2 separate regions of the Homo sapiens genome follow, and region 1 is linked to region 2. Evidence: read pairs that join two places in POLR2A ChIA-PET (ENCODE). Cell type or tissue: endothelial cell of umbilical vein. All regions are shown on one strand. Links, peaks and the distances in the headings refer to the core of each region. The heading gives the core; the rest is flanking DNA.

Region 1 (7,991 bases), core at 2,914-5,413, 340 kb after region 2:
TACAGATAGAAAACATGAGCAAATAAGAACATGTCAGAGCTGGCACTTGATATTCCCAGGAATGACAATCCAGTCATATCTGACAATCATCATCATCATATCTAGCCAAAATACTCTGAAACGCTCAAGGGGAGAGTTGAAATATGGAATTATACTCGCTATTGTTAATGATGAATTTTGCCTTGAGATATTAGCTAATGATAGCAGGAAGTCTTTGCTCTTAGCAAGACAGTAAATGAGTTACTGTGTGAAAAACACTTAAATCAATGCCTGGCATACAATTAACACTGTATCACTGTTAGCTGTTGTTATTTTAAAACGTTGCCTTTTCATCTTTATTGCCCTTAAATTATTAAAACATTTAAAAATTTTAAATGTATCTTTATAGTTTTAAAATAATTATATACTTTATGGATACACAGTAGTAGGTTATATATCAATAAATGATCAATAAATGAACAAACACATTGGGGGTGCATTTTTTTTCTAAGAGACAAGGTCTTGCTCTGTCACCCAAGCTGGAGTGCAGTGGCATGATCATAGTTCACTGCAGCCTCAGTCTCCTGGGTTCAAGCCATCCTCCCACCTCAGCCTCCTGAGTAGATGGGACCATGAGTGCACCACCACACCAGGCTTTATTTTTTATTTTTATTTTTGTAGAGATGAGTTCTCCTTATTTTGCCCAAGCTAGTCTGGAACTCCTGGCCTCAAGCTATCCTCCCACGTTGGCCGCCCCAAGAAGCTAGGACTACAGGCATGTGCCACCACACCTGGCTAATTTTTAAATTTTTTGTAGAGAGGGTCTTGCTATGTTGCCCAGGCTGGGTCTCAAACTCCTGGCCTCAAGTGACCCTCCTGCCTTGGTCTCCCAATGCTGTGAAATTACAGGCATGAGCCACCACACCCTGCCAAAAAAATTGTTTTTAACTTACGATTTGGAGACTGTTAATTTAGAAATAGTTGTCTGAAGGGAAAAAGTGGTATCCTCCTGGTAGCATTCACAAGTCCTTAGCTTATTTAATATTATTCTTCCCTTTGCCACCCTAACTATTCAGGTATTTATACAACCGGTGGAGGGGCCATATCAACAGCAGGAAAGGCCTATCACAAATGTAGAAATCCCACTTTGAGTGACATCTCATCGTTGATTTTACAAAATGTCCTGTATGAGCACAGAATGCACTTTCTACCCCGTCTCTCCCACTACCAAAGAAAAGGGATTGATCACTTCCCCTTGGGGAAACAGAGTTGCCATATTTTTCTGTTTCCCCACTATATATGTGATTATATGGTTTGATTTCCACAAACTTTCTGGCCAGTTTTCCAGGAATCTCAGTGAAGATGATAATGCACAGTCCAGAGTATCTGCTATAGGCATTCCATCCACAGGGCTTTCAATGTCCAGTTTTCCATCTGATCCTCACAGTACCACAGTGAAAGGGAGAAGAATAAGCCAATGAGGAGGTAGAGATGAGAAAACATTTGAGTGACTTCATGAAAGACCTTCCTAGGGCTCACGTTCTATTGCTGTCCACATGGAGCCATGACCCTACAGCGTTGTTCGCTTTTTACCATACCTCTTTTTTTTTGACTAAATTGTTCGGATACTCTGCTCTGCAGTGGAGGAAAAAAATCCCTTAATTTCATATACTTTAATGAATATGCTGCTTCCTTCTCAGGATATGACAATATGAATTGCAGGTTTCTTTGGTTCAATTCCTCCAACATAATGAGGCAGTAAGGTGCAGGATAGGTTTAGTAAGTTTGACTTTTGTTTTTAAATGGCAATTTAGACCTGTCTTAAAACATTAATTTATAAAAGGAAGTACAAAGTTTATAACGGTTTTTGCTAAATTGCATTGTGATTTATTCTAGAATCAACTCGAGAATATTCTTAAACTATTAGTTTATACATCAACAACTTCTCCCTAAATTAGTTTATGGAAAAAACATAAGTACTGTGAAATAATACTGAAGTGCAGTTGCCAATCCACTATTAGAAACAACAACAACAATAGATAATATTTATTGAGCACCTACCCCATGCACTATTCTAAGCACTTTTCATATTTTAACTCACTTCACTCTAATAAGCCTATGAAATAGTACCTGTTATAACCAATTTACAGATGGGAAAATTGAGGTATGGAGAAGCCGACTGACTTGCACAAGATAACACATCTAGTAAGGGGCAGAGGCAGGATTCAAACTCAGGTATTCATGCTTATCCAATCAGAGGGCTTTTTTTTCTTCCCATGGTTTATGCAAATGATGGTCTTTCTATAATTTAGCAAGAAAATGGACTATAAAGAGAAGATGATAATTTCATTTTAGCTCTGTTTTTCATCTTAGTAACAGCTATTACAGTTTCTGAGTTGACAGGGGACACTGCTAACTAACTCCCATATCAAAAGAGAAATCATAATGGAAATGAGAAAATATTTAGTGTCAAATTTTATTGAAATTATACATGTCAACATTAGGAGTTATTCTTCCTTGATGTCTGACTTTCTCAAAGAGATTTTCCTGCTCCATGTCTCAACTGCTAATGGATACAGAGGCAGCATGGTGTAAGTCTAGACACTGAGGCCAGACTGCCTGGGTCGAATCAAGATCTACACTTTCTAGCTCTGTGCCTCAGCTTCCTCACCAGTTAAAAAAGGCAATAATAATACATATTTATGCACATATTACAGTTTGGGCACTCCTAATCCAAAAGTCTGGAAAATGCTCTGAAATCCAAAACTTTTGAGCACGGACGTGACATCACAAGTGGAGAATTCTACACCTGATCTCAGTGGGTCATGGTAGAAACACAGGCACACTACATTTGGTTTATTTAGCAACCCCATGGAGAAATAAGACTACCTTCAGACTATGTGTGTAAGCTGCATACAAAACACTAATGAATTCTGTGTTTAAACTTGGGTCTCATTCCCAAGATATCTCATTATGTATATGCAAATAGTCCAAAATCTGAAAAAATCTGAAATCCAAAACACTTCTGGTTTCAAACATTTTGGATAAGGGATACTTAGCCTATATAAGGTTAAATAAATTAATACCAGCAAGGCACTAAAATCGGCGTCTGGTACACGAGTGCTGAGTATTATTTATGGTTTTGGTTTTTTTTTTTAGAAGAAATGAAAGAAGAAAATAAAGTTTATTGCCCTTGACAATGTTCTTCCCACTTAAAGCTGTGGGAAGTCAGATTATAAGTGAAGCAAGAAGAAATTTCCATCTCAACATGATTTATTTTCCTTGCACCTTACATTTTGCCACAGTGGGAAACTATAGTGAAACCATGTTGTGTTCTCAGCTACTATGTACATTTTGGTCAAACCTGGTCTTCAGAGTAATCCAACACCCACCAATAAGGGGCCTTTAAAGGGATTCTAGCTGACATCAGCCTCCTCAATTCCTGGTTTTAAAATCATCCATCTTAATCACTGGCAAGAGTTCTATGTCCCTAGAACTAAAAGAGTTTTGAAAGAAACCACTGCATTACTAAAAAAAAAAAAAAAAAAAAGAAAAAAAAAAAAACTAAAAAAAAGAAAAAAAAAAAAAAAAACTGGCCAGGCGCAGTGGTTCATGCCTATTATCCCAGCACTTTGGGAGGCTGAGGCGGGCAGATCATAAGGTCAGGAGATCCAGACCATCCTGGCTAACACGGTGAAACCCCGTCTCTACTAAAAATACAAAAAATTAGCCGGGCGTGGTGGCGGGCGCCTGTAGTCCCAGCTACCCAGGAGGCTGAGGCAGGAGAATGGCGTGAACCTGGCAGGCGGAGCTTGCAGTGAGCCAAGATAGCGCCACTGCACTCCAGTCTGGACAACAGAGAGAGACCCTGTCTCAAAAAAAAACAAACAAACAAACAAAAAAAAAACTAAGAAGAAAAGAAAATTCTTATTTTCTTCACATGTGCAGAACAAGGAACAAAATTTTAGCATAATAAAATGAGATGAATAAAAGGCTGCTCCTATTGCATTTTTATAGCTGACATCATTGCAGGGAGCCAACTGCCTGATGAGGGCGAAATATTCCAAAGGGCTGCTGTTGTAGAACCAGAAGCAACCTTCATTTCATGTTTCGGGGGTGAAAGAGTACTTCTTACAAAAACAGATAAAAAGAATGGCAAAACCTCAGTTCGGAAAGTTGAAATAGTCCCTTTCTCATGTTCCTTTTGCCTTTCCCTGCCCCATTTTGATCCTATTTGCCTGGAGTTCCCACAGTGCTGCCCCGTCCTCTGCTGAGAAAGATAATCAGCTTTCCTCTCCCCTGCTGATGGTCTTGGCCGAGATGCTGACACAGCCATCTCCTGTTATTGTAATTAGACACTGAACTAGCAGATACTGAAACCACACACTTTGATGTGTTTTGGCTAAATTAAACAACACAAGGGTGCTCCTAAGGAAGTAGACTTGGAATGCATGTGTTCAGAAGTCTAGTCTCAAGCCAAAAACAATCTGTTCGAAATAGGGAGTCAGACGTGGGCAAAAAAATTTCCTGGTTATGGCCACAATACCCTAAATATTTCCCACCCACGCATCTTATGTAAGTACACGCACTTCTTAACACTAGGTTATGACATGCCTTTCAGAGTGATCTCTTTCTCCTTCCACAGAGAAGTCACTTGGTACCCTCCTCCTCTTATCTCATTCCTGGAATGACTAAATATTTGGGAACTAAGAAGAAAAAGCTCTTGGAAAAGCTGTGTTTTCACCTGAGTATGGCAATCAGTATGATAAATAAAGACTCTTTATAACCTTCCAAGTCAAAGGAAAGAAGAGCTAGCAATGGTGATTCATGTGCACAAATCTTGAGCTGGTTAATTAAAAAGCCTTCTGTGGGAATCAGGAGGCCATTGGGAATAAGGTATTGTCCTCAACAAGCTTACAGCAGCTTTCCTAAGAGACAGTCTCATGAAAGTGTCTTTTGGAAGTGCTAGAATTGTAGATTTCCTTCTTTCCTGGCCACCCATCCTGTTTCCAAATCAGTTCTCAGAGGTAGGCATGTCAAGAGGCTTGCACATTGCCAAAGAGTATCTATTTGCTATTTGCCAGACTGTGGGCTTATAGCTCTTCACATTAAGCTACCCAAAAATGATCCAGGCACAAGAAAAGTTCCACCTTCATTTGTCATTGAGAACGCCCTTCTCTACTATACTACATACCTGCTTCATCAAATATCTCAAAATGTTGCTTTTTCTTTTTCTTTTTTTTTTTTTTTTTGAGATGGAGTCTCACTCAGTTGCCCAGGCTGGAGTGCAGTGGTGTGATCTTGGCCCACTGTAACCTCCACCTCCTGGGTTCAAGCAATTCTCCTGCCTCAGACTCCCAAGAAGCTGGGAATACAGGCATATGCCACCAAGCCCAGCTAATTTTTTGTGTTTCAGTAGAGACGGGGTTTCACTGTTTTGCCCAGGCTAGTTGCGAACTCCTGAGCTCAGGGAATCCACCTTGCCTCGGCCTCCAAAAGTGCTGGGAGTACAGGCGTGAGCCACTGCGCCGGCCAAAACATTGCTTTTTTTTTTTTTTTTTTGAGATGGAGTCTCACTCTGTCGCCAGGCTGGAGTGCAGTGGCGTGATCTCAGCTCACTGCAACCTCTGCCCTCCAAGTTAAAGTGATTCTCCTGCCTCAGCCTCCCGAGTAACTGGCATTACAGGCGCCTGCCACTGCACCCGGCTAATTTTTTGTATTTTTAGTAAAGATGGGTTCACCTTCTTGGCCAGGCTTGTCTTGAACTCCTGAACTCATGATCCACCTGCCTCGGCCTCCCAAAGTGCTGGGATTACAGGCGTGAGCCACCGTACCTGGCCAAACATTGCTTTCTTAACCCCAAAGGAGAAATGTTTATTGTTTCTGTATTATAAGTTATATCACTAAACTCTTAATTAAAAGACAAAACAGAACAAAACCTAGATCCATTCAAGAGTGTTGGAGATGGAGACTAGAAAACTTCAACCACATCCCCTTACATTTCTTCAGGCTAAAATACTACAGTGCAGAACACCTTAAAACATTTAAATTTGTGTGCCTTTTAAGTTTGTTTTGTTGTTGTTGTTGTTGTTTTACTTATTTCAAACATTGCTTCTTTAGCTCCTGACTTTTTACTTATATGCAGATGAAACCCGAAATTAATTTGTATTTTATTTCTTTTAAGTCAGGTGCCACTGTCAAGAGCTCAAACACGAGTCGGTTCCAAGATGGCCGAATGGAAACAGCTCTGGTGTGCAGCTCCCAGTGGGATTGATGCAGAAGACAGTGATTTCTGCATTTCGAACTGAGGTACCTGGTTCATCTCATTGGGACTGGTTGGACAGTGAGTGCAGCCCAAAGAGGGCGAGCCGAAGCAGGGTGGGGCATTGCCTCACCTGGGAAGCGCAAGGGGTCGGGGAATTCCCTTTCCCAGCCAAGGGAATCCATGGCAGATTGTACCTGGAAAATCAGGACACTCCCGCCCAAATACTGCGCTTTTCCAATGGCCTTAGCAAATGGCACCTGGCTTAGCAGGTCCCACACCTAAGAAGCCTTGCTCACTGCTAGCGCAGCAGTCTGAGATCAACCGGTGAGGCAGCAGCCTAGTAGGGGGAGAGGCGTCTGCCACTGCTGAAGCTTGAGTAGGTAAACAAAGCGGCTGGGGAAGCTCGAACTGGGCAGAGCCCACCACAGCTCTGCAAGGCCTGCTGCCTCTGTAGACCCCACCTCTGAGGGCAGGGCGTAGATGAACAAAAGGCAGCAGAAACTTCTGCAACTTAAAAGTCCCTGTCTATGAAGAGAGTAGTGGTTCTCCCAGCACAGAGTTTGAGATCTGAGAATGGACAGACTGCCTCCTCAAGTGGGTCCCTGAACCCCGAGTAGCCTAACTGGGAGGCACCTCCCATTAGGGGCCGACTGACACCTCATACGGCTGGGTGCCCCTCTGAGACAAAGCTTCCAGAGGAACGATCAGGCAGCAACATTTGCCGTTCTGCAATATTGCGGTTCTGCAGCCTCCGCTGGTGATACCTAAGCAAATAGGGTCTGGAGTGGAACTCCAGGAAACTCCAACAGACCTGCAGCTGAGGAACCTGACTCTTAGAAGGAAAACTAACAAACAGAAAGGAATAGCATCAGCATCAACAAAAAGGACATCCACACCAACACCCCATCTGTAGGTCACTAGCATCAAAGACCAAAGGTAGATAAAACCACAAAGATGGGGAGGAACCAGAGCAGAAAAGCTGAAAATTCTAAAAACCAGAGCACCTCTTCTCCTCCAAAGGATCACAGCTCCTCTCCAGCAACGGAACAAAGCTGGATGGAGAATGACTTTGACAAGCTGACAGAAGTAGGCTTCAGGAGGTCGGTAATAACAAACTTCTCCAAGCTAAAGGAGGATGCTCGAACCCATTGCAAAGAAGCTAAAAACCTTGAAAAAAGATCAGATGAATGGCTAACTAGAATAAACAGTGTAGAGAAGACCTTAAATGACCTGATGGAGCTGAAAACCGTGGCAAGAGAACTACGTAACGCATGCACAAGCTTCGATAGCCAATTCGATCAAGTGGAAGAAAGGGTATCAGTGATGGAAGATCAAATTAATGAAACAAAGTGAGAGGAGAAGTTTAGAGAAAAAAAAGTAAAAAGAAATGAACAAAGCCTCCAAGAAATATGGGACTATGTGAAAGACCAAATCTACATTTGTTTGGTGTACCTGAAAGTGACAGGGAGAATGGAAACAAGTTGGAAAACACTCTGCCAGGATATGATCCAGGAGAACTTCCCCAGCCTAGCAAGGCAGGCCAACATTAAAATTCAGGAAATACAGAGACCACCACAAAGATACTCCTCAAGAAGAGCAACCCCAAGACACATTAATTGTCAGATTCACCAAGGTTGAAATGAAGGAAAAAATGTTAAGGGCAGCCAGAGAGAAAGGTCGGGTTACCTGCAAAGGGAAGCCCATCAAACTAACAGTGGATTTCTCGGCAGAAACTCTACAAGCCAGA
Region 2 (7,991 bases), core at 2,103-4,602:
TTTCATAGTGACAGGGTTTTGCCATGTTGCCTGGGCTGGTCGCAAACCCCTGAGCTCAAGCAATCCACCTGCCTCAGCCTCCCAAAGTGCTGGGATTACAGACCCGAGCCACTGTGCCCGGCCATCCTTTTCTTTACATACAAGTGTCTCCCAGGTTCTCTCTTCAGATCCTTCCTTTCTCCATGCTCACCTGCTTGGCATCATCCACTCCTATTGCCTCTGGACTTGCTGCGATGCTGATGACTCTTAAATCTACTTCAGTCATTTGCTCTCTTTACTGAGTGTAGATCTGCATTTCCAGCTGCACATCAAACACATCTAGGACGTTTTTTCACATGCGTCAGTAGAACTTCTTCTTTTTCTTTTCTTTTCTTTTTTTTTTTTTTCTGAGACAAAGTCTCGCTCTTGTCCCCCAGGCTTAAGTGCAATGGTGCGATCTCAGCTCACTGCAACCTCCGCCTCCCAGGTTCAAGCGATTCTCCTGCCTCAGCCTCCTGAGTAGCTGGGATTACAGGCGCCTGCCACCACGCCCAGCTAATTTTTGTATTTTCAGTAGAGATGGGTTTCACCATGTTGGCCAGGCTGGTCTCGAACTCCTGACCTCAGGTGATCCGCCCGCCTCGGCCTCCCAAAGTGTTGGGGTTACAGGTGTGAGCCACTGCGCCTGGCCTCTTCTTTTTCTTTTCTTTTCTTTTGAGACGAGTTTCACTCATGTTATCCAGGCTGGAGTGCAGTGGTGCAATCTCGGCTCACCGCAACTTCTGCCTCCCGGGTTCGAGTGATTCTCTTGCCTCAGCTTCCTGAGTAGCTGGGATTACAGATGCCCATCACCATGTCTGGCTAATTTTGTATATTTAGTAGAGACGGGGTTTCTCTGTGTTGGTCAGGCTGGTCTCAAACTCCCGACCTCAGGTTATCTGCCCGCCTCGGCCTCTCAAAGTGCTAGGATTACAGGTGTGAGCCATCGCGGCCAGCCAGATAGAACTTCTTGTAATTGAACTGGTCTTTTCCTCAAAACGTCATTTTCCCCCTATTTCAGTTGTTTTGTTAATGGTATCTAGCACTGTTGCCTACTTTAGTCATATTTGGCTATCTTCTCTCCCTCATCTCTCTTTATTCACTGTCACCTGTTCCTTCCAGCTCTGTAATTTTTAGCATACTTCTCCTTTTTTCTGTTTTCTCAGCTATTATGCTAGTTCCAGATTCTATTAGTAACATTATGCCTGGCCTTTGACATACATTAATAGCATACATGACTTCAAATCATTCTGTATGTCACCCATGCAGAAGCCCACAATGTCTACTCTACTTATAGGACTCTAACATAGCATTTAATATTCTCTTGATTTTCCTAACCTTCCTTTTTAGCTTTATCACCCTCAAATCTTCTTCATATGCCTTTATGCTTCACCCCAACTAGGTTACCTGCTAGTCTCCAAATATGTCCTACTGCTTCTGTCTTTCATGTTATGGCTTCTTTGTTTTTTTGTTGTTGTTGTTATTTTTGGAGATGGAGTCTCTCACTCTTGCCCAGGCTGGAGTGTAGTGGTGTAATCTTGGCTCACTGCAACCCCCACCTCCCAGGTTCAAGTGATTCTCATGCCTCAGCCTCCAAAGTGGCTGGGATTACAGGCGCCCGCTATCATGCCCAGCTAATTTTTGTATTTTTGGTAGAATATTTTCAGTAATCTAGTAATTTAGCCTGGGTGAAAGAGTGAAACTCTATCTTTAAAAAAAAAAATTAATCTTCAACAAGTATCTAATTAGCACCTCCTAGGTATACAAATGCTTTGCACTATAGTGAATTTAGCATTTAGTAATTTAGTATTTTTAGTAATTTTGTATTTTAGTTTCACCATGTTGGCCAGGCTGGTCATGAACTCCTGACCTCATGATCTGCCCGCCTCAGCCTCCCAAAGTGCTGGGATTACAAGCGTGAGCCACCACACCCATCCTCCTTTTCTTAAAAATTTAGTCTTCAGCCGGGCACAGTGGCTCATGCCTGTAATCCCAGCACTTTGGGAGGCTGAGGCGGGCTGATAACCTGAGGTCAGGAGTTCACGACCAGCCTGGCCAATGTGGTGAAACCCCATCTCTACTAAAAATACAAAAAATTACCTGGGCATGGTGGCGGACGCCTGTAATCCCAGCTACTCGGGAGGCTGAGGCAGGAGAATCACTTGAACCCGGGAGGTGGAGGTTGCAGTGAGCCGAGATCTCGCCATTGCACTCCAGCCTGGGCAACGAGAGCTAAACTCCGTCTCAAAAAGAAAAGAAAAGGAAGGAAAAAGCATACCACCTATGTGGGAATACCATGTATATATTTTTAGTTATATACATGTAATCTGCATTCCAGTCTTTGATTTGTTAAGGAAATTTTGTTTTCTAGAAGCCAGAGGTTCTAGAATAGAATGTCATATAGGTATATATTTTTAGAAGGTTTTAGGGTTGTAGAATAATTGAATGTTACAGAAGAAAATCTTATTGATTTCAATGTAGTATTTGTTTTGTGAGCATTTTGTCACCTAAAGGGTGTTCTAGATGTATCAAGTACTCCCAGTGTACACTTGACTTCGGGTCTTTTGATTTTACCTGACATCTGAAATCACAAGTCTTCAGGCAGCTCCATACCTCTCTTGTGTCTCATTAGTATATTATTTTATCTAAGTTGCCATTAACTTGAATTTCACTTTTTTTTTTTTTTTGAGGCAGAGTCTCGCTCCATTGCCCAGGCTGGAGTGCAGTGGCATGATCTAGGCTTACTGCAACCTATGCCTCCCAGGCTCAAGCGATTCTCTTGCCTCAGCCTCCTGAGTAGCTGGTATTACAGGTGCACACCACTACTGACCGGCTAATTTTTTGTATTTTTAGTAGAGACGGGGTTTCACTATGTTGGCCAGGCTAGTCTTGAATGCCTGACTTCAAATTATCCACCCACCTCAGCCTCCCAAAGTAGTGGGATTACAGGCATGAGCCACCATGCCCAGCCTCACATTTCTTCTTTAGCTCTTGTTTCATGCTGTGTCCTGTGGAAAAATAATTTGGACCTTTGGTAAATTTGCCTTAATATCCAGGTTTTATTCTCATAGAAGTCGTGAAAAACATTTGTTATTTAAAAACAGAGCAGGGGTTAGGTGTGGAAGCTTATGCATATAATCCTGGGACTTTGGGAGGCGAAGACTGGAGGATCACTGAGATAGGAATTCGAGACTAGCCTGGGCAACATAGCAAGACCCCCATCTCTACTAAAAAATTAGCTGGACGTGGTGGTGTGTGCCTATAGTCCCGGCCATTTGGGAGACTGAGGCAGGAGGATTGGTTGAGCCCAGGAATTCAATGCTGCAGTGAGTTATGAAGGCGTCACTGTACTGGGTAGGTCCATAGTTTGTTTTTTCCTTTCAAAGGATGTCCTTACACTACTGTTGATAGAGTGATGCCTTATCTCAAAAACAAAACCAAGCAGAACAGCAACTTTTGTGAAAAAAAAGTAACCTTTTAAATAACTTTTTTTGTGTGTGTAAATCTATACATAGTTTTGAGTGGACATTTGTTAATTCCTTTGCTACCATCCATTCCCTTTTGCTTCCTTCGTTGGTAGGCTATGTTCTTCTCTCATTTTCAACCCTTTGGATTCTCATTCCTAACTCTAGGGTACCATGATTAACTTAATCTACTTTATATTTATTTATTTATGTTGAGACAGGGTCTTTCTCTGTTGCCCAGGCCGGAGTGTGGCAGTGCAATCACAACTCACTGTAGCCTCGACCTCCTGAGCTCCCACCTCAGCCTCTCGAGTATCTGATACTACAGGCTCACACCACCACGTTTGCCTAATTTTTTTTTTTTTTTTTTAGAGACAGCATCTGCCTATGTTGCCCAGGCGGTCACGAGCTCTGAGGCTCAAGCGATCCTCTCGCCTTGACCTCCCAAAGTGCTGGGATTACAGGCGTGAGCCACTACTTCTGGCCTAGATTAGTCTACTTTAAATCCTCCTAACTGCTCCCCACCTCACCTCCATTCCTGCGCAAGTTACATAATGCTAGTGAGTGCTTCTGGGAAAGAAAAGTTTTCTCTTTCTTTCTCTAGAGCTACTGAAAGAGACCCTTTCTTTCCTTCAAAATGGTGTCATATGAAATTTGAGGTGTGGAATGGCTGCAGCCGTTGTTGCCAAGGTTGGATGTAGCCTGAGGATGAACCTACTCATGGAACAGGGCAGAACCAAGAGAATGGCAGATAAGTGAAACTGCAACCCTGATGACATTGTAAATCTCTGGATCAGACTTCCTCTGCATGTTTCAATTTGTGATACAGTAAAGTCCATCCCTCTCTCTCCCCTTTTTAAGTGAGTTAGAATTGGCACTTGTAGATATAATTTGTGTGTGTGTGTGTGTGTGTGTGTATAAAATACCAACAAGTTTTTCTGGTACATTTAGAACTTTCCATTTCTTCCCTTGGGAACATTTATTATATAGCTACTGTATGAAAGGCACTGGGATAGACAATAATATAGAGCTATGAATGAGATCTATTTCTTATCTTTATTATTCTTATAGGTAGTATGAAGAAACAGACATAATGAGATGAATAAGATAAAGTGTTACAGGTACAAGCCATAGACAGTACTAAAGGTAGAAAGACTTTTCAGTAGTTACCGTAGAAGAAAGTGATGGAAGAAAAGATTTCCGTCACTGCTTATGACACTAGGAGGGTGACAAAATCAGAAGGACCTGCACCATAAGTCTATAGCTATCATCTTGTTGTTACTAATGGTTTAATTTCAGCAAAGCATTATTTGTCACATTAAATTAGTACAATTTGGGTTTGTATTTCATTTGTGAATATGTTGGCATTATAATTTAAGACCTATAAAGAGTATATTCCTGATTGTATTTATATATACATGTAAATTTGTCAATGACTGGGTAGGTCCATAGTTTGTTTCTTCCTTTTAAAAGATGTCCTTACACTACTGTACTAAATTTTGAGAAACACTGGTAGGAGTGGGCACTAGGGAATCATTGAAGAATTGAGACAGTGGATGGATGGAGGACATGATTGTAGGTAGAGACATTTCTTCATTTAGGTTGATAATGAGTGTTGAACTAAAGTGTGGGAGTGAGATTTGAGAAAAAGGTACAAGATAGGTTAACCAAAAAGACTTCATGGCTGATTAGACTTGTGAGTTGAGGGAAAAAACCCTGGTATCTGGTCAGTGACTGGATAGATGATGCTGCTGGTAAGAAAAACAGAAATTGTAGAAAGAAGAAATAGATTTTTCTGGCTGAGGTAGGAGTTTGGGGGTAGAAGGAAATGATAACATCTATTTTCAACATGTCGAATTTAAGGTGCCTTTTAAACATTTAGGTTAATAATTTCTGTAGTATAGGAGACAGATCAGGAACAGGAATATAATTTAGAAGTCTTCAGCAGTTAGAAAGTAAATGAAACCATGAAATTACAGCCATCCTTTGATATCTGCAGGGAATTGGTTCCAAGAACCCCAGGGAATACCAAAATCTGAGGATATTCAAGCCCCTGATATGAAATGTTGTAATATTTGCACATAACGTGTGCATATCTTCCCATATAATTTCAGTCATTTCTAGATAATACCTAATACAGTGTAAATGCTATGTAAATAGTTGTTATGCTGTATTTTAAAATGTGTGTGTGTGTGTGTATATCCCCCCCCCCCCCCAAATATTTTTGATCTGCAGTTGGTTGAATCTGCAGATGCAAAACCAGTGGATACGGAGGCCTGGCTGTATGGTATTACACAGGAAGAGTTTACTGAGTGAGAAATGAGGTCAAGGATATTCTAGGTGGTCTTAGAAAAGCAGTCAGCAAAGGGTTTTGAGAAAAGAAGAAAATGTTTCTTGAGAAGATTAAGAGTAACATATTAAACGCTGCAGTGTATTTAAGGCTTTGGCATTCTTTCCAACTCATAGATTGTCCTCAGCAGTAGATAAGATTACTTACCTTAACCTATATCATTTCTATTCAAGTCTGTAGAACTTTTTTCATCTTCTTTTCTTCTTTTTTTTTGCATGAGTATCAATTAAGGAAAAACAACAACAACCATGTTTACAATTTATTAGGTTCCCTGCAGATATACGTGGTATCTGATCAGAATAGGGAATACTTTTAAAGCAAGAAGCTAACAATTTTTTTTCACACCTGCAATCCTTGATACATAGAAGGAAATCTGATTGCGAAGACCTCTGTTCATACAGAATAACCTTAAAGATATAGGCTAGTCTTATTTCATACCTAAGTGATATACAAGTGTGTCAATAATCATTGATAGTGAAATTTTCCATCAACACAGGGTGCCTATGAGAATAAGATGATACAATTCCAGAGTATTTTGACAGTAGAAACTTGTATGTTAAAAATGAGGAGCTATGTGATAGGTCTAATTATATCTAAGGCAACAAACAGTCCTTTTGGCAATTCCTTGAATTTAGGAATGAAAATACTGGTTACGTATCTTTTAAAATACCATTTTGGAACTACTTAAAAAATACTTGACCAGGCACGGTGGCTCACCCCTATAATCTCAGCACTTTGGGAAGCTGAGACAGGGGAATCGCTTGAGTCCAGGAGTTTGAGACCAGCCTAGACAGCATAGGGAGACCCTGTCTCTACAAAACAAAAAACAAAAAAAATCAGCCAGGTGTGGTGGTGTGTGCCTGTGGTCCCAGGCTACTCAGGAGGCTGAGATGGATGGATTGCTTGAGCCTAGGGGTCCGTGCTGCAGTGATCTGTGATCCTGCCATTAACACTTCAGCCTGGGTGACAGAGTAAGACCTGGTCTCAAAATGAAAAACAAACTTCCTTTTCCTTCTCCTTATTGTGTGTTTGCATAAAGATATTTATTAGACATGTGCACACATTCATGGTTCAACTCTTATTCATCTCAGGAAATCAGGACTATGGCGAATTTGAAATCATTTACTGACATCTATCATCTAGCACGCTACAGGATGGATTTTGGAAACCGTTAAGGTTTGACTGACTAGAATTTAGAAAGTCTGGATAAATTACATCCATATTTATGATGGTTCAATTTAATCAATCTTGGTTTGCACCGAAGCAAAACCACATATTGACTTTGGACCTATGCAAGGTATATAGGGCCATAGTGAGAAAGGGGAGAAGTTAAACTCGAAAATGATGATGGAGGAAATTTCAGTGACCACAGATTAATTTCCACTGCCTCAGTAAGAAATTGATCCAAGATAATTTGAGATGGGGTGTGTGAATGTTACAAAATACACATAATAATTTCAGTGTTCTATAATTTTTACAGTAGTAAATTTGCTGTGGTTTGTACATCTTCAAGGTATATCGAGAATCTCACCACTTCTTACCATCTCTATCACTAACAATCTTGGGCCAATCCATCATCATCTCTTGCTTATATTATTGCTGTAGTCTCTTAAATTTTACCGTATATTGGAATCACGTGAAGATTTTTAAAAATACTGATGGCTCGGCCAGGCGTGGTGGCTCACGCCTGTAATCCCAGCACTTTGGGAGGCTGAGGCGGGCGGATCACGAGGTCAGGTGATGGAGACCATCCTGGCTAACATGGTGAAACCTCGTCTCTACTAAAAATACAAAAAATTAGCTGGGTGTGGTGGCGGGTGCCTGTAGTCCCAGCTGCTCAGGAGGCTGAGGCAGGAGAATGGCGTGAACCCGGGAGGCGGAGCTTGCAGTGAGCAGAGATGGAGCCAGCCTGGGCAACAGAGCGAGACTCCGTCTCAAAAAAAAAAAAAAAAAAAATTACTGATGGCTGTCTCCCACCAGCAGTCATTCTGGCTTAACTAGGTTGCAATCGGGGCATCAGGACTTATTTAAAAGCTTCTGGTGTTTCTAATATACACTGCCCAAGTAATCAGAAAACCAATAATCTTTCCCTGAAGTAATTCATTTTGACCATGTTTTTCTTCTAGGAGATGTATTAATTTAATTTGGGACCTTTCCAT

Evidence for each region. ChIA-PET counts read pairs that join two places held together with the same protein. Peaks named below come from ENCODE experiments on the same cell type or tissue, not always from the same donor. Only the 100,000 strongest peaks of a DNase experiment are listed, where the experiment ranks them.
Region 1: POLR2A ChIA-PET joins it to region 2 with 6 read pairs; 3 of 35 experiments call an interaction of 5 or more read pairs at or near these places.

Annotation. Positions count from the first base shown.
Region 1 is chr12:62,813,608-62,821,598 of GRCh38, forward strand. All of the region lies in intron 2 of PPM1H (protein phosphatase, Mg2+/Mn2+ dependent 1H), which reads right to left. Among named protein-coding and RNA genes, the nearest start is that of PPM1H, 120 kb to the right of the region's middle. In endothelial cell of umbilical vein, for the core only: no CTCF peak of the experiment used is centred there; a DNase peak (open chromatin) is centred at 4,294.
Region 2 is chr12:62,473,748-62,481,738 of GRCh38, forward strand. The region is part of intron 1 of MON2 (MON2 regulator of endosome-to-Golgi trafficking); the gene reads left to right. Among named protein-coding and RNA genes, the nearest start is that of MON2-AS1, 7.2 kb to the right of the region's middle. In endothelial cell of umbilical vein, for the core only: no CTCF peak of the experiment used is centred there; no DNase peak of the experiment used is centred there.